Linked DNA regions of Mus musculus: region 2 is linked to region 1. The links are chromatin loops, found by intact Hi-C in ENCODE. Cell type or tissue: heart. All regions are shown on one strand. Region 1 overlaps Bid (BH3 interacting domain death agonist). Region 2 overlaps Mical3 (microtubule associated monooxygenase, calponin and LIM domain containing 3).

Region 1 (5,000 bases):
AGGCCTTTAATCCCAGCACTTGGGAGGCAGAGGCAGGCGGATTTCTGAGTTCAAGGCCAGCCTGGTCTACAAAGTGAGTTCCAGGACAGCCAGGGCTATACAGAGAAACCCTGCCTCAAAAAAAAAACAAAAAAACAAAAAACAAAAAAACAAGGTGGGGTGGAAAGTGAGCTTCAGGTTCTGTGGCTCACATTAAAGAATCTACCCCATAGGAGGAGCCCAAGGCTGTTGACAAATGTGTGTGTCTTTGACAGCCACTGGAGAGTGGCAGGTAGAGAGAGTGCCAGCAAAGACAGGCTGTATGTAGGCACAATGAATCTAGATGGTGAGGGCAGCCACGATTTCAGCTGCTGGAAGTCCTAAGAACAGAATCTTCTTCCTTGGGCAGGTACTTCACAGCCCCGGGGTTTGGTTTCTCTCTCTCCCCTCTCCCCACCACCCCTCCACCTCTGCTTTAGGAAGGACCCGGTGCTGAGGAACGAGCTTTGGGTCCTTCACCGTATACCCAGCAAGAGGTGGACTTGTATCGGTTTCCATGTGCTGATTCTAACCACACAGCCCAGCAGATGCTCACCCTGGGGGAACGACATGGAGTTCGCCACAAGAGAAGACTGAGTATCTGTACAGATCAGGTACTTCAGGGATCTTCCTGGAGGCCTGACTCCTAAGCTCTGTACTCTGACTAAATTCTTTGGAGAGACCATGCTGACGGGCAGTCAAGGACAGGGTTTACTTCCTGGGAAAGACTGGTTCGACAAGGAAAAATGTCCCACACTTCCGAAATGTCCCATAAGAGGGGCTCCCAGACCAGAGTCATACTTACTTCCTCCGACAGGCTGCCATTCATGAACTGTGCGGCTAGCTGTCTCACCAGTGTGGGCTGGATGTTGTGGTCCATCTCATCGCCTATTTGGGCGAGATGTCTGGCAATGTTGTGGATGATTTCTTCCTGACTTTCAGAATCTGTTTAGGCAACAAATACAAGACTCAGCAATGGTTCTGTCAACAGCTTCAGGCCACTTCCTACCTCCGCACCTGCCCTAGTGAGGACCATGAGTGCCGCCCCTCCCCGGGTGCAGGGAAGGCCTGGGTAGCAGAACCTGGCTGGAGAAGCAGGCCTGTCCCAGATTATATGCTTGCTGCTGCGGGGGCTGGGGGGTTGGGGGTGCTCCTGTCCTGTGTCCTGCCTGTGTCACTGCTGCTTTAATGCAGTGGGCAACTGCTTCAGCATTCAGCGGTACTCCAGGCCCTCCCTCAGTCCATGCCTGTCACATGGTCACCACATTGCTCTCCTCAAGGCCTCTCTGGTGCTCACTGCTTCTGCTTAGGTGACAGTAACTGCATGGCTTCCGGTTCCCTGTGATTTAAATCCACTACTCGCCGAGTGTTCTAGGCAGACTCAGCTGCTCACTGGCTTGCTGAAGCCACTACTTTGCCCTGCTCCCAATCTGCAGCCGATCGATCGTCTGCAAAGCCTCGTCATCCCCAGTCTCGTGACTTAAGCCAGGCTTTGAAGTCTGGCATGGACTGATGCAGAAAGAAGCGGGTATGGCACAGAGTGACAGACACCTGCGCACAGCCAGAGCCTCCTCCCGCTGCCCTGAACTTCCTGAGCCTTTCCTGGACTGCCTGGCGCTTCTCTTCAGTTTTGGCCTGGCTGGCTGGCTCACTGGTGGGCTTCGGAGACAAGGCTATGGTAAAACCCAGCTTGTAGAGAATACCTGTCACATCCCAGCCTACTCAAGATACCACTTCAGGGCATTTGAAAAATGAACCACATTTGGCAGAAGCAGGCAGAGTTCTGGGAGTTCATGATTAGCCTGGTCAACACAACAAATTTCAGGCTAGGCAGGGTAAGGCCCTGTCTCAAAAGAAATAAACTAGCCAGAGGGGGGTAGGGAAGCCAAACTAGCTGCTGGTCTCCCTTGCAACCACTAGAGGGCAGTGAAGCCTCTGTGTCCAAGATCGGGGGCAGCAGTGCTTAGAGTCCTGAAGTATCCTGACCTGAGTTTGATCCCAGGACACACATGGTGGAAGGAAAACAGCCAGCTCTGACTCCATACATATGCTAGGGCATGTGCATACCCCATACTCAGACAGACAGACAGACAGACAGACAAGCATTTTAAAAAAAATCATGCAGCTCCAGAACGTGCTGGAGGAGCAGAGCCCGAGCCAGGCCTGTACACTCTGAAGAACTTCTCAGTGATGCCCACCTGCATGCTGCCCACAGCGCTCTGAGCACTCGCTGCACCTCAGCCTTTAGGGAGGTCTCCTCAGTTGCTGTAAACACAGCATGGGGACAGGGGACAGGGGACAGGTGAAGGCTAGGAGCAGCCGAGTGACACAGGCTTAGCAGGAGGTGACTGCACTGATGAAGGAGCAGCTTGGTTGAGCCTTGCTCCTGCTGCATGGGCAGTTTGATCTGAGGTCAGCCATTTCTCTGCTGTGCCTCAGTTTCCTTATCTGGAAATGAGGGTCAGGATACTTCAATACTCGGTCATCTCTTTAGGTAATAGCAAGTCACATATGTTAAAGTTTCATTTAGGAGGCAAAATGACTCTAACGGCAGGAGTTTTCACTGGATTGAAAGTTCAGCTAGCCTACACAAATGAGGTGCTGTGTGGCTATTGAAGGATGCTTACCTGGCAGCCATGACCAGACTAGCAATGTCCCAGACCTCCCAGATCTGAATGGCAGGACGAAGGACTCTGCCTTGCTACTTTCCAAAACTCCACAAGCTGAAGCTGATGGCACTTCTGGGTTATAACATCTTGACCAGCATGGTGGCTTGAACATGCTTGGCCCAGATAGTGGCACTGATAGGAAGTGTGTCCTTGTTGGAAGAAGTGTGGGTGTGGGCTTTCAGACCCTCCTCCTAGCAGCCCGGAAGATGACAGCTGGATCAAGATGCAGAGCTCTCAGCTCTTCCTCCAGCACCATCCTACCTGGACGCTGCCATGCTTCCTGCCATGATGTTAATGGACTGACCTTCTGAACTTGTAAGCCAGCCTCAACCCAATTTGTCCTTTATAAGAATTGCCTTGGGCTGGGCGTGGTGGCGCACACCTTTAATCCCAGCACTAGGGAGGCAGAAGCAGGACCAATCATCATTATAGTTTTTTATTTCAAATGTACCTCATCCCCTCTCTTGACTCCTCTTTTCTGAATGACTTGATAGTTGCAGGAAAGAACTAAGAAATAAAAAAAAATAATAAAATAAAAAACCTAGCCAGCACATGGGAGGCAGAGGCAGGCGGATCTCTGAGTTCGAGGCCAGCCTGGTCTACAGAGTGAGTTCCAGGATAGCCAGGGCTACACAGAGACACCCTGTCTCGAAGCCCCCTCCCCCTCAAAAAACAGTTGCCTTGGTCATGGTGTCTTTTCACAGCAATGAAGCCTAAACTAGACAATCAATTTCCATACTTTGGCTGTACTATAACTGTTTGGGACATATGTTTTAAAAACCATGTTTTAAATATTGGTCCAGAGAGGATCCTCAGGTCCAGACCTGAAGAGAACTCAGGACTCATCAGAAGGAAGAACTTTCTAATTAGTTGTCCTGATACAGGCGATGTCATATGAACTGGACATTACTGGGGGCAGTCACATGCAGATCATAAGACAGGAGTCACATGACATGCACACACACACCAGCCTGACAATGTAAGGTTAGAGACTGAGCTCCAAAAGCCCTTGTAGCTTTTGGGGGTCAGTAAAGGCTACATTTGGGATGAGGTGGACAAGGCCAGGACCTACCTGGCTCTATTCTTCCTTGGTTGAAGGAGCGGCTGGCCTGGCTGCCATCTGTCTGCAGCTCGTCTTCGAGGTCTGCCTCCCAGTAAGCTTGCACAGGCAGTTCCCGACCCAGCACCTCCAGCTCTTGGCGAGTACAGCCAGAGCTTTGGAGAAAGCCGAACACCAGCAGGTCTGTGATGTGCTCGGCCCCCAGGCCGGAACCGTTGCTGACCTAAGGTGGAAGGGGAGTCAGGAAGGCTCACGGGAGCCTGGGTCAGAGCACAGTTGGACCCGAGTCACAATGGCCTGTGACAACCAATAACTCGGAGGATCTAAATGCCCTAGTGAGAGGCCCAGGGGCAGAGAAACAGGCTGTGGTGTGCTTGCCAAACAGAAGACACCAAGGGGCTATCGAGCCACCTTCTACAGATCCCCTCCTGAAGACACCCACTGGGGAAGCTGCTTCGAGGGAAGGTCTCAGGGACACTGGGGTGGCAGGCAAATGTCATTACTTCAGTTCCATCCATGTTTCCGTTCAGGGCTGAGCCTGACTGTACGGGCTGTGCTCCTAGCAGCAAGCGGTTCCTCTTTCCCCTCACTCCCTCATGAGCAGACACAGGATGCCTGATAAACTCTAGGAAGCAGGGACCCAGGTCCGACTCTGCCTGTGCCTTTCAGGGGGACATGTGCACTATCAGAGGCAGCAGGGAGGGTCTTGCTCACCGGCCTCTCTGCCAGTTCTATGGTGTGTACAAAAGCAGCCCTGGGTAGGAGCACTATGAAGGAGCACTTAGCGCCAGGCGTGGTGGCGCACGCCTTTAATCCCAGCACTCGGGAGGCAGAGGCAGAGGCAGGCGGATTTCTGAGTTCGAAGCCAGCCTGGTCTACACAGTGAGTTCCAGGACAGCCAGGGCTATACAGAGAAATCCTGTCTCGAAAAAAACAAAAAACAAAAAAAAGGAGGAGCACTCAGCAACGCCTGTTCCATGAGTCCCTGTAGTACAAAAAAACGTAGTAGCAAAACCTGCTTCACTTAATGTCCCTCAACTGTGTGCATAACAGTTGTCATAAAGTCAGAAACATCTACAATAAGATACAAGTTCTGATGTGGGGCAAGGATGTCAAATGCCAAGATGTAAGAGAAAATGTCAGCATTTCACTTTCTTCTGTGCCTCAGCTTTCCTGCTCCAAGGTAGAAGAAGGGGACAGCAGCAAGTCTACCGTTGTCCAGGAGGGGCCCACTCTCAAGAGGCCCTGCAGGA
Region 2 (5,000 bases), 57 kb after region 1:
TGATGACATGCGCTCCGGCCAATGGAAGAGTGACTGTCTCCTCCTCTTTCTGTGACACAACTAAAGAAGGTTCTACTGTGACAGCTGCATGCACGTATGACAGTTAGTGAGGACGCGGCTGCAGGCCCAGCAGGGCTGTCCAAGTGGTTAATCACAGACAGGCATGCAAGGAGGGCCAGACAGTGGGAATGAGACACTACCTTTGATGAACAGGCTCTCCTGAATGCCAAGGCGTGTGGTACATAAATCGACTTTTAAGGGGATTGGCAACGGAAAACAAAACAGAACAGTAATGATAATGATGATTAAAAAAATGAAAACAGAAATGGAACAAAATCAGTTAGAGGTTTAAAACAAACACCAGACAATCACATGATCGTGTCCCACAATGCCACACAAGACTACACAAGAAGGGACCCTGGACGATGAGTCTCAGTGAACTCCACTGTCAGAGTTGGGGTTGACTTTTCTATTCGCAGAACAGCAGACCCTGGAGCCCCTTGTGTCTGTTCCTTGTTGGATCCCAGTTTGTCGAAATGTGTGGTGACTTGGCCCTCCTCAGCCACGGCAGCCCCTTCCTTCCTCTCTGTTCCTGCCACTGAACACTTAGCATGGAATGGAAGACATGTCCTGACACTGGGCAAACCTGCTTTTTCAGAACTAGACCCAGTGAAGGGAACCAAACCAGCACAAATCACGGTTTTTTAGAGGAAGTACCAGTGTTTGGGCAACCATTGAAACCTCTCCAGTTCACACACTGACCAGAGTTGCTCAAAGCCTTGGCCGGTTTCCTTTGCTTTTGTGGTCTTCTCATGGGTCACATAAAGTGCCTAAAGGTCCCTGTGGATGCAGGCAATCGGAATCTGGTGGCACCCAGGACAGGAGGACGCTAAGGGTGGCACATTGGGGGACCTGCACAGGATACCACATGCATGCTGGCTGGGCACACACTTGCTGCTTTTAGCTCTGAGCACGGGCATCATGCCTGCTCAGTTCCTCTCCCCTGCATAGCCGACTGTGAGTTAAGTCGTCATGCAGAACGGGCCAGTTTAAAAAGGTAAAGTACAGATGTGGTCCCCAGGGTCCTACACTGACACACTTCAAGAGCCATGCCGACACCTGTCTGCAAGGGATCCACAGCAGCCCCTTATTAATGCACTCCCTGCTGCGACTGGTGCCAACCTGGCAGTGGCAGTGACAGGGAAGACAAGCATGACACACTCTGGGTCACCTGGGAAAGTAGGGTCAAGAGCATGGCTCGCTGGCAATGGAACTGTGTCAGGGCTACCAAGCAGGATAAGGGGGCTCGTAGAGGGCAGGACAGACCCTAGTGGGCCTCAGTGGTGAAGGAGTAGTTGGGCAGGCTGCTCATAAGAACCAGATGGAAGCAAAAGGAAGTTACTTCTTGTTGTCAGGGCTTTAGATGGCTAGGAAAACCTAGATTGGGCTGGAGAGATAAGCCTGTTCGTAAAATACATGTTTTGCAAGCATGAAGACTTGAGAGTGAGCTATAAACCCCGTATAAAAAGCCAGGCTTGGTGGGGTGTGCCTGTAATCTTACAGCTAGGGAGGAGGTGGAAACAGGTGGATCCTGACCCCCAAGATTTGCTGTCCAGACAGCCAGTCTAGCCTACATGGTGAACTCTTTATCATACATACATACATACATACATACATACATACATACATACATACATACAAACAAGTAGACAGACACATGAGGAGTGACACTCAAGGTTGTTCTTTTAGCTTCTCACATGCATGTTAAATGCATGTGCTTGCACACACATGAATAGAAACATATAACCCCTAAATAATTTGATTTTGTATAATAAACATTTGAGTAAAATCAAGGTTTTGGTTTTCATTGTGCACGTGTCGCTATGGAAACTAAACCCAGGCACTTGTTTTCTCAAGTGCTGACTCAGGCCTTGGGTCTGTGAAACAGGAAGAAGCCTGGCTTCCTCCTATACCACACTGTGGCCAGAGGCTTCCTTCTCCAGGCAAGCTAAAGCCCAGATTCCTAAAACAGCAAGCCCGTGGAGATCTTATGTGACAGGTGGACTCCACAGGGACAAGATGACTCCTTGTGGTCACAGGGAATGCTGAAGACAAGCAGGACCAGGGCAGTGGCAAATGTGGGCCCCTTGCTCCTGATTCTTCTAATTTTGAGGGGTTTCAAACCCAGCAACACTGAAGGATGAAGCCAGTGGTGCCAGAACACCCTTTACCTCGACTTCCAGATGGTACAGTACCATGTGAGCCTGAGGGCACAGTCTTTACATAGCACCTTCTTTCACTGAGTTGTTTAGAGGTCAGAGACCCAGTCTCTAGAAGCTCCAGCATGGATTTCCTCCTCCACAGGAGAGACACATCTTCCCAATAGTCACAGGAGTGTCACCTACTAGCAACCTGACATCCATTTGACGATGGCATTTAAAAAATACGTATTGTGCTTGCATTCACCACTAGATGTCACAGAGGTTGCAAACCATTCTCTACAGTTTTGTGGATGCATTGTCTTGGCCTGTCCCCCACTGAGGTTCCATGTTTGCTCCCCTCTCCCTCCTTTTGTTTTCTTGAGACAGGATCTTGCTTGTATATATCCCCAGAACTCACTAGGTAGCCCAGGCTGGCCCTGAACTTGTGCAATCCTGCCTCTGCCTCCAGACTGTTAGGGTCGCATGGAGTCACCACACCCAGTAGGTTCCATATTTTAATACCCTGTCCTGCCCTCGTTCAGTGAGATACAACGCCATCCTAAGAGGCATGTTTGCCACTGCCTCTGGTCCTCAGCATTCCCTATGTGACCACCAAGGAATGATCCTGTCCCCGTGGAATACACCCAGTACATAAGGCGTCCAGGCCCTTGCTGTTCTAGGAATCTGTGACTGGCTTGTTCACACTGCTAGGAAATAAGTTCCTCTGCTCTTCCTGGCTATGGTCACTGGGTGGTTATACCAGCATGATGGATCCTGCATAGCCAACTGGGAGCATCTGGCACTCCCCACTGTGGTAAGATGATTCATTACCTCATGGAGAAGCAGTGTGACCTGACCACAAAGGCACACAGAGATAGAAGATTTGACCACTGTGACTGACACAAACTGTCTTCACATGAGCACACTCACCATGGAAGCAAAGGGGACTTTGGGCCACACGATCCTTTACTCGGGCTCCTTCAGGCTTCCTAAGACAGTACCTGAGCCCAGTATAGGGATGGGCTTTGAACCTCATGTGCATGCACACACCCCACCTTTGTGCCAATGTCACTCACTGCCTGGAAGACCTCAGCAGGCACACCCAGTAGCAACACAGTGCACTGAGTCCCCATAAAGAGCACACAGTCCCAGTCCTACACTTGGAGTCCTGATGCAACAAACGAGGCCTGGGTGCAGGCGATGGAAGACGAGAGGTCTGTGGTTCTTGGTGACTAGGACAGCAGATAAAGAGCTATCATTATGCCCAGGGAGACGAGACAGATGAATGGAGAACAAGATAAGAATGAACTAATTTTTTCTAGTCTGTTGAGTTAAAAGAGGAACCGAGTCAGGCTGGAGGATGGGGCTGTAACAGGAAGACACCATCTCAGTGAAACACACACATATTAGGTGCAGAACTACCACAGCCTGCCCTGGTTGGTTTACAGTTCGAGGCTGTTGGCCGAGGGGGTGACTTAAGGCCAAGCCTTGAGAAGCCATGTCAAAAAGGTACATGAGGGGGTTGGTCCCTGAGAGACTGCCCATGCCCCAGTGGATAACCCATACACAAAACTTCTGATTAATGCTGCTTCAGGGTCAATTCTTAAACAAAGTTCTACTTAACAAATTGCCAGAGAGTGAGCATCACCAGGCCTTCCCCTGATGGAGCCACCTGGCCTACCCCCTCCATGCCTAGTGCCGTGTCCATACTTGCATGACTCAAGTAGTACTCCAAGTAGTACTCAGCTCTTCTCCCATTGGCCCTGACAGACTCTGCTCATGGTGTAAACGTTCAGGGAAGGCTGCTAACTGACAGTGTACCCTGGCTTCTTCAGACCGAGGCAATACCCCCAGCTGCTGATTTCAAAGGCCAGAGAAACCTCTCTGTGGTTTTTGCTGTTGACTGTGGGCTGGCACAGCACTCCAAAGTCTGCCTGCTATGAGACCAGAGAGAGCACTGGCTCCTCACCCTGGCTTCAGACTGCCATTCACAGCCTGCTATCCTACCAGAGAATGAATGGATGCTTCCCCACCCTCTCTCTGAAGGGGACTGGGCCCACCCACCTCTCGCTTGGACTTCTGGGAAGACCTCTCAAGGATGTCATCACTGGACAGGTCTGAGTCCTCTGAGAAACTCAGCTGGCGGCGGAGCTGCAGCTCTGTTGGGTGAAGGAAATCCAGGTGAAGATGGCAGCCTGTAACCCCATGAACCCATATTGCAGGAAGTCAGCCACGGGTGGGTCTCTAAAAGATCCTCTTAAGGAAATAGGAGATTATCCCCAAAGGTGATGGGCCTAACACCAAATAAATGACACCCTAGACACCTGCTCAAGACCCCTTGGCAGGACTCTCTGCTCCACTCAAAATCAGGCTCATGTATGGGGACATGCGACTCTGAGAGGATTACCAACGGGAGTCCACCCTACTGGGTCCCAAGTTGGTATCTGCCTCGGTTCATGCAGTGGATCAGGCTGAGTTGGGTGTGGCTTGTTCCCTCTCCTAAGAACCCCTGTGGGAGCAGCCCAGGAAAGTGGATCTTTGTGAGCTGACTGTCCAGGGAGGCACTCCTCACAACCGTCCTGTGAGCATCCTTTGGCCATCCTTACCTGCTCTCACCATTGGAGACGCCCTGCGCTGGCCGGAGTCCACCGTGGCGCCACTGGACGGCGTGCTGGAACACGATTTCTCGTCGCTCTTTTTCTTCTTGTCCTTCTTGTACCCAGAGAAGACAGATTTCCACAGGGACTTGGGCTTGGCTACCACATCTTCTGGGAGGCCTGGGCTGGGTTTCTCGGGGGG

What was found. Hi-C counts contacts between places; a loop is a spot of excess contacts. Peaks named below come from ENCODE experiments on the same cell type or tissue, not always from the same donor. Only the 100,000 strongest peaks of a DNase experiment are listed, where the experiment ranks them.
Region 2: a loop joins it to region 1, with 3 times the contacts of the local background. A loop is called at or near these places in 9 of 42 quality-filtered maps.

The regions. Positions count from the first base shown.
Region 1 is chr6:120,896,397-120,901,396 of GRCm38, forward strand. Bid (BH3 interacting domain death agonist) reads right to left here. Exons shown (of 6, transcript NM_007544.4): 3 at 3,760-3,970; 4 at 824-963. Among named protein-coding and RNA genes, the nearest start is that of Bid, 18 kb to the right of the region's middle. In heart, a CTCF peak has its summit at 1,919 (motif pointing right); a DNase peak (open chromatin) is centred at 1,935.
Region 2 is chr6:120,953,434-120,958,433 of GRCm38, forward strand. It overlaps Mical3 (microtubule associated monooxygenase, calponin and LIM domain containing 3), which reads right to left. Exons shown (of 32, transcript NM_001270475.1): 26 at 4,808-5,000; 27 at 4,266-4,360. Among named protein-coding and RNA genes, the nearest start is that of Gm43915, 2.9 kb to the right of the region's middle. In heart, no CTCF peak of the experiment used is centred here; DNase peaks (open chromatin) are centred at 2,048 and 3,601.